Linked DNA regions of Mus musculus: region 1 is linked to region 2. A link is a contact called in ENCODE Hi-C or POLR2A ChIA-PET data. All regions are on one chromosome and are shown on one strand. The core of a region is the stretch at or near the end of the contact, and the rest is flanking DNA. Distances in the headings are between cores, read along the strand shown.

Region 1 (5,937 bases), core at 3,239-5,738, 120 kb before region 2:
ACAGGAAGGAGAGACAAGTTGAGTGAGTGTAGTTGTGCTTGCTTGGAGTCCCAGCTATTCAGATACCTGAGGCAGGAGGATGTCTTAAATCCAGGAGGTTTAGGCAGCCTGGGCTATATATAATCAAACCCCATCTCAAAACACAAAACAGGGTATCAGGGATGTCTGGACATGCAATACCGTATGAACGAACTCTAAACTAACCAAAACACGACAGTTACAGGAGAAATCATGCCCTGTGTGGCTGCTGGCCCAGTGAGAATCCTAAAGACAGAGAGTGCCTAACACCAGGAGCTGGCCAAGGGGCTAGATGAAGATTCATTTTTATAATGGGTACAAAGTTTTAGGTTTGCAAGATAAAGAGATGGTGGAGATTGGATGCTGCTTATGACTGTACCATAGCACAAATGCCCTGCACACCGGGTAAAGCCATGTAAAGGCTGAGGCTGAGGGTCTCGCACACACAGGCCTAGGTTTGACGCCCACTGCCCCCTCCCACAAGCACAGCACATGCTGGTTGTGGTGATGTACTCCTGTAATCCGGCCATGGGAGGCAGAAGTGAGAGGACCAGGAATTCAAATTCATCTTCAGCTACGAGGGAAGTTTAAGGTCGGACAGAGAGCTGCAGAAAACTATCTCAAGGAAAACAGGCAAAAATGGTTAAATGGGGAAATATTGTATTTTGTGCATTTTAACTCAATTGAGAACTTGTGAAATTTGTGCATAAATGCATTCCTGTTTTAAAATCAAACAATACACACAAAAGGAAATCTCCCCCTGGCACCTTGCTCAGCTGGGCCGGTACACCGAGTGTGCTTTACGTACAGCGTGGCTGACTCGTCCCACACAGCCACCCGATGACTCAGACCTTCTAATAATTTCCATCTTAAGGATGTGGAAGTGGAACGGCCAAGAATCACAGATCCTTTCCATAGTCCCAGAGTCCAGAAGCGCCTGAGCTTTGATTTGACCCTTCAAGTGCAGACTGCTCTTCTCCAGTCCACTCCAGAGTCAAGCCGGTACCCCAGAGTGACTGAGCCATGAAGGTGTGTCACACTCAGGTCTGACAGTGAGGTAGGCCACATGTGGAATGCAAAGGTAATGACATGTACCTAACAGTGACTACTTATCTTTGTGTCCAAAAGAGAGATGATTTGAGGGTTTTAGAATGGTAGAATTGTTTGTGTGTGTTTACTCATCTTTTGTATTTAATGCTCAACTCAAATCCCAGCTCCAAGAGGAACCGATTCCAAGTCACGCTGGCTGAAGCAGCCTCTGCTGCTGCTTGTCTATCTTACACCACTGCCCTTGCTGTCCTTTTCCTTGCCCGCCTTTACCGAGGGTCATCTGTTAGAGACAGCATCTTCTCCATCCTGTTCATTTAGACTCTCCTATGCCTGGACCAGTTCCTGGCAGTTGGTAACTGGCTGTGCACTTTTCAGAGGATCATGTTACAAAGTTACATAATTTAGGCGTCTTACATATTGTTTTAAGACCCTGGTAGCCTGAAACCAGAGCCTCTTTCTTTGATTTTTCTTATCTTCTGCTGGCTGCCAGCATCCATCCCTTGGTTTGTAGCTACATCAGTCCAGTTTCTACTTTAGTCTTTATGTAGCTTCCCTTCCATCATTTCCTCTGTATCTCTATGCACAGATTTCCTCTGTGTGTGTGTGTTTAGTGTGTGGTGTGTAGTTGTTTGTTTGTGTGCATGTGTGTAGTGTGTAGTTGTTTGTGTGAGTGTGTATGTGCCGGTGCATCTGTCTGTCTGTCTGTCTCTGTGTTTGTGGAAGCAAAAGGTCCAGCTTGGTTGTTTTCCTTCATGAATTTGCATCTTTCTTATATAGTATGTATGTATGTATGTATGTATGTATGTATGGGGTCTCGATGTGTCTCTCTGATGGTTCAGAACTCACTGTACAAATCAGGTGTGCTACCTTACCCTGCACTTTCACTGTATTTTATTTATTTGTTTTTTGGATTTTTAAAAAAATTTATTTTAGACAGGCTCTCTCGATGAACCTGAAACATGATTTTGGCTAGGCTGGCTGGGTTTACTTACCTGTGTCTGCCCACCCCCAATGGTGGGGTTATAGATATTTGCTGCTTGCGCCCAGGTTTTTACATAAATGCTGTGAGCATTCTCCCTCAACAAGGCTTAGGACTTTAGCCACTAGGAGGCTGTGGTTCAAGTGTGACAGTAGCCAGTCACCATTGAAGCTGCCATTCTCTGCAGAGCAGATGTGTGGTGTGATGATCTCTCAAATGGGTGCAGCACAAGTCCTGGAAGGCAGGCTTCCGCCTGGAGTGTGCTGCAGCCAATCCCCAGACAGCCTTCATGGAACATTGTAACTAGATCCTGGTGAGGAGACGGGATAGCAGCTACATTCTCAGCTCGAACATGACCTCAAGTGTGTGTGTGTGTATAAGATTTTAATGCCATATTCTCAATAGTCTCTTACAGTTAACTTAGGAAAGCAGTTTGTTGTTATAAACAGGGTTTGGTAGAATGGAAAACATCGAGTAACATCCTCACCTCTACTGTACTCTATGGAAGACTAAGGAGGAGGCCATTCTGCAGAGAGGAACCTGAAAGCTTTGATGTTGAACAAACTTGGTGTGTCTGGGAACAGAGAGAACAATCCCGCTGGGGCAATAAAGTCCCAAAGGATGTCACGGGTCTCACGTTGGACATTGAACATTGCACTCACAGCCAGCCACTGTCTTTGCAACTCTCCCTCACGTGTGCATCTTCCACACTCTGTGCAAACACATTGAGTCAGGTGGTAAGGAGGTGTGGGCCTGTGAGCGCGAAAGACAAAGGGATGACCTCTCCCCGGGAGCTTGGCAGTCTAACCAGGACCTGTTCCTGCAGGGCTGCACAGTGGCGGGAAGGGACAACATTCTACTCGGGTGAGGAGCAGAGCCCTGACAGGTAATATCTCGATCTGTGTATCCCAAGTGTTCCTTCTGCCTCGCCTTGCTGGAGACAGCTCTGGGTCCCTGACACATAGCCTCAGAAGCCTGTTAGCTTCTGTTGAGCTGCGCCAATCAAGAGAGAAATGTCTTGAGGAATGGGTTCCATAGGGAATCATTAGAGCAACATAGGGTTAAATTCTGTTTACCAGCCTTTGTCTGTAGGACTTCTCAGAAACTTTAGTAAGATTTGAATGCAGCGGACTCTTCAAAGGCACTTGGAAGGAGGGGCTTTGTGGTTGATATCCCAGGGTAGCCTGAGAAGAAGATGACCAAGAGCAGAGGAAGGAGATTCAGGTATTCTGACCTCCGGCAGCATTCCCATTGTTGTAAAACCTTACTCTGATAAATAAGTTTTTGGAGATTTATTCTTAATTTAAAATTATATGTATGAATGTGGTATCCAAGACCATCCCCTGGAGCTGGAGTTATTTGAACTTGGCGAGCCTCTTGTATGTGCTGGGACCTGAATTAGTGTCCTCTGCTTGAGCAGTAAGAGTTCTAGCCGAGGAGCCATCTCTCCAACCCCTTGCAGCAAGTAATTTTATCCAGAGGAAGAGATAGGAAGCGGGGAAGGGTGCAAGAAAGAGAACACACTCATCTTTTGATTGTTCATGGGGCTAAGCCTTTCAACGATTGTGGAAAGAGAATGAAATTACCCCAAATCAGGCCTGTTCTCCTCTTGACTCTGTCTCACCATCCGTCCATTTCTGTGATCTCCTGTATAGGCGCCTACAATCTGTGCCATCCGCAAGGTGAGTCACTGTCTGAATTTACGGAGCCTTGCTTCTCTTGGTCTGATCGTTCGGCCTGGGCGACACGAAAGCAGAAGGCTCATAGATTCCGAAGCACCTCAAGGCTGGCTTCCTCTTTCTTTTTCCATTCGCAGGTCGCTTGCCCTCTCTGGGTGCACCAAGAGAGAGTAAATGACTATGAGTGAAGATGGCCGGTTTCCTGGACGCTCCCAGTCCCAGAAAGGAAAGGCACTGACCAACTCCCCTGCAGACAGGGTTTTTAAAATGACGCTGAGGATGGGAGTGGGGGTGGGGTAGAGAATGGTCCCTAAGCTCAGTTTGACTGTGCTGGGAGCTGGGTCCAGATGGCTTAAGTAACAAATAGTTTAAGAGAGAAAAGCAAGGCTTTAAGGACCAGCTGGGAGTGGTCCCAGACTTTGGGTCAGATCCAACGCAGTGCTGGCCTAGGACACCCCGCAAAAAGTCCAGATGATACTGTGTGTAAGGAACAGGTTTTAGGTGATGTTTACCCGTGTTGGGTTGATGTGAAGAGTAACGCTTAGCTCACCCCAAATGACAACTGCACCCCTTCTGTTGACATTTATGCCAGACAGTGGGATCCCAGGATGCCCTCAAGGCCTCATCGGGTTGACCCCGCCCCTTTTCACCTGGGCACGCCCCTGGTGGCGGAGACTTCCGGATTTCCCTGCCTGCCAGAGCTCCACCCCTCTGGCCTTATGCCCAGACTCCGCAGTCCGGAGCTGGTAGAACCCGAGCTCAGAGCTTGGAGAGGCTGGCGGAGCAGGAGCTGCGCGGCTGCGGAGTCCTCGTGCCTTGAGGACAGATGTGCGCCGGCATAGGGGGTGCACCAACCTGAGCTGGGGTGAAGCTTCTAGAGAGGACAAGCCGGCGACAGCGAGATGCAGCCGGAGGAGCCCTGCGCCCCGAGCGCGCCCGGCGGTCCTGACGTCCCGGAGAGAGGCCAGCGCTCGCGGGACCCCGGACCGCGCCTGTCGGGCCAGCTACTGCCCGAGCTCTACAGCTTCGTGGCGCGCGTCCTTTTCTACCTGGCACCGGTCTACCTGGCGGGCTACCTGGGGCTCAGCGTCACCTGGCTGCTGCTTGGCGCCCTGCTCTGGATGTGGTGGCGCCGGAACCGCCGCGGGAAGCTGGGGCGCTTGGAGGCCGCCTTCGAATTCCTGGAGCACGAGCGCGAGTTCATCAGCCGTGAGCTGCGGGGCCAGCATTTGCCAGCCTGGGTAAGCCGGGCCCGGCGGAGGGCTGTGGGTTTCCGAGGGGGGAGCTGGGGCGTACTCCCGGGTCTTCACGCAAGGGCCGGGCTTCAGAGAAGAGTCGGAGGTGGGACACACCCAGGATCAAAACTGGGCGTCCAGGACTCCGCAAAGTTGCTCGCGTAGGAAACAGGGCGCTTCTTCCACCCGCCTGTTGATTTAAGAACTAGCGAAGGGCGTGACACGTATATAGACACATACAGCAGTGACAGGAGCACAGGGCTCTGGTCGCCTTCAGCCGAGAGCTGGCAGGAGTGCTCCGCAGAGCAAGCCGGGATACTGCGTGGACCACTGTCCTCTCCCTTCTTATGCCATGGGCTTGAGCGGGCCGTGTGCACACTCGTAGTCCAGAGACAAACCCGCTTCCTGGTGGCGGTTGGCATGGCTATGGTTTCTCAAATGCATCTGGTCCTGAGAACCCCACCTGGTTCACGTAAAAACAAAATCTGTACCCCCAGCTTAATTCCTCGGGTGGGGAACAAGGACGTTTAGGATTGGATGTTTCGCAAACATTGACCAAAGGAGTCCGTTTCAGAGGGTTAGTGTGTGACAGATCTGCCCCCTGGAGCTGGAGGCTTCTGCTTCCCTGAGTATCTTGTATCTCAGACTCCCAGGGGAGATATGCGGAGGCCCCCCCAGACTCCTAATTTCGGCTGGCTTGAATGTTTTGCGTGTGGCCTGAACTCTAAAACGCAGCTGAATCTATGAGCATCACACCTGTCTGTGATTGAGAAGAGAACGTTAGCATGGCTTATTAATCTCATTTGGAAATTAAGTCTTGCCTGTATGTAGTTTGTTAAGGCCATTGCAGCAAAGTACCACAGATGTGGTGGTTTGGACAACAGAAACTTAGTATCCTGTAGGTGATTAGTTCAAGATCACCATATCTAGGGGTCCATTCTGAGTCTGCTATCTCTCTCTCTCTTCTGCCCGCGGC
Region 2 (5,880 bases), core at 2,908-5,407:
CTTCTGGCCACACAGGAAGCCGCTCTCCACCGTTTCCAGGTTACTCAGGAGCTTGTCTCCTATGCGCTAACCTCACTCCCAAGCCCCAGGTTGCAATATTAGGCTCAATAAAGTCTTCTCGCAAATGACCTCTTGCCTACTTGTAGGCTTCGTTACCCTGGTTGCACGAAGATGAGACAAAGTCTACAAACTTCTAGCCTGGCAGAGTCAGCCAGAACGTTTCTGAAAGCCACCAAGAGCTAAGACCGCAGGAGTCAGTGAAAAAAATGCAAAGACTCCTCTCACGCTGAACTATCACTGAAAGCCAGGGGCGTGATACAAAGAACTATCACTCTAGGAAGAAGCTCAAGAGTTCCAGAGAACAACCCAGAGCAGAAAGATCGAGATGCTGAAACCACAAAAAGACAGTGGCGTACTGCAAAAGCCAACGTGTCAAAGTTGAGGACCTATGAAGAATCGAAGGCAGGCGCTGAGGCCAGGAGGACTGCAAGTCCCAGGAGCTGGGAGAGTTCAAGATCACAGTTAAGGAGCCACAGCTCAGGAGCTTAACTGTAGCTGCTCTGCTCGGTGCTGGCGTTCCAAAGGTGGAGTCTTCAGCCTTTAGTCCCTAAGGCTGAGGGGCCAGGCTTCAATGCTAAGGAAACTGCTATTTACCTATCCAAGATTTCTATAAACACAAAAGCTCACAGACAGCAACTGGGGACAGGCCTGCCAAATCTTAACAGCAAACAAATCAACACTAACCAAAAGAGAGCTCGTATATATCCTATAATTAGACTGCCTGGAGATTCTGACATACAGTCAGGGAATACTAATGCTTTTGTGCTTTGGTTTCATGAAGAAAAAACAAAGGAATAATAGTACTTACCTCCCAGAAGCACTGCAGAGACGAGAAGACTCAAAGATACACAAAGAGCACAGAGTAGTGCATACCTCACAGGACAGAGGTGCCATCTATTTAACTTCGTTAAAATTCAGTTTTCTTACTGAGTTTAAACTATTAATATTATTTGAGAGAATTATCAGGTAGACAAGAAGCATGTAACACCATTTATCACAATAACCAATAAATTTTTTTATGATCTTTCCTCAATTGGAAAAAAAACATGTCATCTATTATATTGGACATACCTCAGTCATAGTGATTCCTTTGTTGTTTACACCTGTCGTTCAAGTTAATCTCAATAAAATGATCACCCAATGAGTCTCATGTCCGGAAGTGGATCTTGATCTAGGTTTCAAAAAGATACAAGCCAAAGCCTTGAAATGTTCAACCTGTCACAGAAATGGTCGAGTTATTCTCAAGGCCGGTATCTATGGTACCGATAACCACAGCCTGAAAACTGCAACAAGAACGAACAGCTTTTTCCACAGATGCCCCCCTTCCTTTCCCCCTTGTCCTTCCTCCTATTGCTTTATTGAAACATGTGCAGGATATTCAAATCTATCATTCTGATATGTGGCCTTCAAGGGTAGTTATCCTTGCTTGCAAGTGTACTCAAGTAAAAGCAGGAAGCAGAGAACTTATTTACACCCGTGATCAAGCCCCCACCCCCTGTAACCCCCAAGGTTCTCTGAGTTCTGAAAGTGTTCTTTAAAAAGTCATAGTAAAAACCTGTAAGCTTTTTCAAGAGCACACTTCCAATTATTACAAATTGACACAAAGTATTACCTATTAATGCAAACATGCTAATCGTCTGTAGTAATCTTTTCCCCATCCAGGCTATTAACAAGACACGGCTTTGGAACCTTGAAAGTCACAGGAAAAAAAAAAAAATAACGGCATCCTAGGGCCAAGGCAGAACCTTTACAGAGTGTTGTTAACACACAGGACTCCTAGAGTAGGAAGTAGAGGACGGATGTCGTTTAGCCACGTGGCAAATAAAGCCAAGTGTTACAAAAAGGAGAAAAAAAATCACATACCCATAATTCCCAGCTTTGGGTCTTAGGAAGGATATGAGACAGCCCAGGCTACATAGTAAAACCCTATCTCAAGAAAAGAAAGAAGCCAAACACAGTGGTAGACACCTTTAATCTTACCACTCAGGAGACAAAGGCAGGCAGATCTTGTGAGTTCGAGGCCAGCCTGGTCTACACAGTGAGTTCCAGGACTATATAGAGAGACCCTGTCTCAAAACAAAAACAAAAAAACCAAAACCAAAACAAAAACAAACAGAAATGAAACAGCACAGTGCTAAGAGCATGTTATCCCTTACAGGGGACCAGAGTTCAATCCCCTTCACCCACGCCTGGCAGCTCACAACCACCTATGACTCCAGCTCCAGGAGATCCAACTCCTCGGCCCCCACGAGTACCTGTACACATGAACACGCACATAATTAAAAGTGGTAAAAATGTTTAGTGGCGGATGGTGATGCATGCCTTTATTCCCAGCACTCAGGAAGCAAATCCTAGTGGACTCCTGTAAGTTCAAAGCCAAACTGGTCTACATAGTGACTTCCAAGACAACCTGGACAACATGGCAAGATCTTGTCTCAAGAAAAGGAGGGTGGGGAAAAAGAAAAGAGAGAAAAGGAAAATAAGAGAAAAAGAAGATAAGAGAAAAACAAAATGAGAAAAAGATGAAACTGGAGATGTTTGAAACAGAACCTTGGCTGACCTAGAACTAGCCTAGGCAACCCATCCCTCTCAGCCCTGGGAGTGTGAGTACAAGTGACAGCCATCATGGGGGGAAAAGTGTATATTTTGACACAGTCCATCCATGTTTCACAACAGTTCATTAATTGCCCTGTAGGTATCTGAGGATCTGTTAAAATACAACACATACTAAAATTTTATAGCCAGGCAATGGTGGTGTGCACTCAGGAGGCAGAGGCAGGAGGATCTCTGTGAGTTCTAGGTGAGCTGGGTCTAGAGAGCTAGTTCCAGGACAGCCAAGGCTACATAAAGAAATCTTGCCTCAAAAAACAAAAAACAAAAACAAAAAAAAAAAAAAAACAAAACCCCCATAAATATAATAGCTGGGTGTGGTGGTGTTTAGCTGTAACCCCAGCATTTCAGAGGTTGGAGGATCAGGAATTCAATGTCGTCCTCAGACGGCCTGCATGAAACCTTGCCTTAACGTGAATCAACAATTCAATTCCAACAACATTGCAACTTGCTCTTCACGGTTTACCATTTACTAGCTATTTACTATTTACAAAAATCCATGCAATGCACAAGATTGAAACCAATGCCTGCAGCGCTGATATGATTACAAAATAAAGTGGCAGGCTAGAGAGACAGCTCAGTGGGTAAAGGCACTTGTCCCAAGAAAGCTTGAGAAGCAATCCTCAGAATCCACAGGAGGCGAGAATTCTGTAACCCCGGGCCTCCTGTAGGGAGATCGGACTCTGCAGCTCTCCCCTCCATCCCCTACAGTATGCAGAAAAACAAAAGACCTTGTCTCAAACAAGGTAGAGGCAATGACCGACGCCCAAGGTTGTCCTCTTTCTCTACGTCTGCACCGTGGCGTGAACAATTATTGATTAGTTGATAATAGTGGGAACCTTGATTAGGCTTTGCTGTGTTTTTCACATTAATCAACGTGGACCCACATAAAGGCGGAGTCCTTAAATTTGTAATGAGTCTGACAGGAGGGGTACTCGCCTACCCTTTACTCCGCGATCTCCCACTTGGCTCCAAATCGCTATCACCTGACAGCGCCGCAAAGAGAACTGGAGCTAGCCCGGAACCCAGCCGATTCCATGTAGGAGTCTAAGCTCAGTTCCTGCTTCCTCTACCAGGTCGCACACCTTCAACACTCGGCTGGGAGAAGAGGTTGAGTGAGGAGCGAGGGACACAAAGCGACGGGCGGGCTCCCCGCAGGGAGGTCCACGCCCACACCTGCACGCGCATTTCCTAGCTAGCGCGTAGGAGCCGGGGCGACTCCATTCTGAGGGCCCTGGCTGGTGAGTGGGACGCTCCGGATTCCGGAGAAGCCACCTTTGGGCGTGCACCTGAAGGGGGCCCACGTAAAGTCCTCGGCGACCCCAAGCGCCACTCACCTCGGTCACAGCCCGTGGCTTCCACCGCGCTCGCCCCCGCGGCCTAAGCCCCGCCTACGCGACCGTTAGCGCAGCCAGGCTGACCAATCGAACTGACGCAGTCGATGGCCTCCCAGCGGGGCGGGACAACACCACCTGGCGCGCCGGGAAGGCGGGTCCACGCCGCGCTCTATCGTTAGCTCCGCCCACGGGGCGGGGCTTCTTCCCGCCTCCACTCCCACCGGACCCGGACTTGCTGCGGCTACTTTGTAGCAGGCGCTTTGACACTTCCTGGACGCTCCGCCTGATAGTCGCTCAGTCACCATGGTGTTTCTTTGATCCCCGAGAAGCTAGAAATACACACATTTGCGGTTGCAAGTGAAAGTGAGGCCGGGGCTGCCTTATTATCACTGGATGCCTGCGCTCCCTACAGCTCCCCCTCACGCCCTGACTGCGAGCCTTTTTCAGGAACTGTCTGCACGGGGCAACCCCAATAAGCATTTCTTGATAACATTTCACCTTCTCCTTGAATATTTTCAAAGGTCTACGAAGAACTGAGATGCCTGCCTGACGAAGCTCAGTCTAGATAGGCAGTTTGGGCTCCTGTTAGACACTGATAAGACTGGTTAATAAAGGGTTTGTGGCTACAGAGATAAAAGATTACATAAGGACATGAGGCACAACTCTTGCTTCAACTTTAGATAAGCTGAAAAGCCTTGAAAACGATCTATGGGCCTCCAGGTTAATTAAGTCAAGATCTCTAAAGTGGGGCCCACACGTCCAGAGTTTATATGGTTCCCCGAAGTGATTCTAATGTATAGCCAGGAGGGAGAACCAACTGTCCGCTGAGAAATAATTAAGACTGATTCTAAACCTGGTGGGGAAGAGGGACTGGAGATGTAGATCAGTTGGTAGAATTCAGCGTCCGGGAAGCCCTTGGGTTTGATTCTTCAACACGGCCTAAGACAGGCGAGCTGACACGTGCCTGTAATTCCAGAATTTAGGAGGTACAGGCAGATCAGGAGTTCAAGGTCATCCCTGGCTTTATAGCAAAAGTCAAGACCACCGGAAGCTACAGGAGGCCTTGGCTCAAGGAAAAAAATAAAACGAAGGTCCTTCTCCACTCTTTTCAAAAACCAAAAGTGGGTTAAGAAATCCAAAATATGTAAGGGAAAAAAAATCATGTTCGCAGTCTAAAGGATGACCTCGAGTTTTCAGGAATCTACCATCGTTGTCCTTGCAACTTACAGCCACACGGTGGCGGTATTGACAACAGGCATTTCCAGAAGGACTTGGGAAATGCAAGTCCCATCAGGGTCTTAGTGACCCTAATACATCAACTAAAGTGACTCTCTCTGGGTGGTCCAAGGGCACATCTCTTAAGAGAGTACTGCTCTCAAGCCCACGTTTAGGCACACAGTGAGTCTAAACTGTGTGTGTTCTCTGCAAACACATCCCAATCCCTCTATTCCCCCTCATGGCCCCTTCCTTCCCTTTCTATATCTGGATATTCACACTACGGAGCTGACAGATTTTCATTTTCAGCTTCCTAAGACAATCTAACTGCTTACCTTTTCCAGAACAATAGGGTGACTTTCCCAATCTTCTGAGCCAACCCATAGGCCAAACATCCGTGGGTTAGAATTACTTTTGATGTGAGTAATAAAAATCAAACAAACAAACAAAAAACTCAACTAATTCAAACTGCCTTAAACAATAAAGCAATTGATTAGGTCACACAACACAAACCCTAGAGGAGGGAGACGGAGACGTTGACATTGATTAATTCAAACCAATCTCTTTTTTTTTTTTTTTTTTTGGTTTTTGGTTTTTTGAGACAGGGTTTCTCTGTGTAGCCCTAGCTGTCCTGGAACTTACTTTGTAGACCAGGCTG

Evidence for each region. Hi-C counts contacts between places; a loop is a spot of excess contacts on that map. ChIA-PET counts read pairs that join two places held with the same protein, here RNA polymerase II (POLR2A).
Region 1: POLR2A ChIA-PET joins it to region 2 with 11 read pairs in embryonic stem cell. The contact joins the promoter of Esyt3 here to the promoter of Cep70 in region 2. A Hi-C loop is called at or near these places in 2 of 37 maps with a recorded cell type or tissue (Patski and T-helper 1 cell). POLR2A ChIA-PET finds 5 or more read pairs at or near these places in 3 of 5 experiments (Patski and embryonic stem cell).

The regions. Positions count from the first base shown.
Region 1 is chr9:99,357,081-99,363,017 of GRCm38, reverse strand. It overlaps Esyt3 (extended synaptotagmin-like protein 3), which reads left to right and starts at 4,488. Exons shown (of 23, transcript NM_177775.3): 1 at 4,488-4,967. The coding sequence starts at 4,629.
Region 2 is chr9:99,241,618-99,247,497 of GRCm38, reverse strand. Cep70 (centrosomal protein 70) reads right to left here and starts at 4,157. Exons shown (of 18, transcript NM_023873.4): 1 at 4,008-4,157; 2 at 1,132-1,231. The coding sequence starts at 1,140.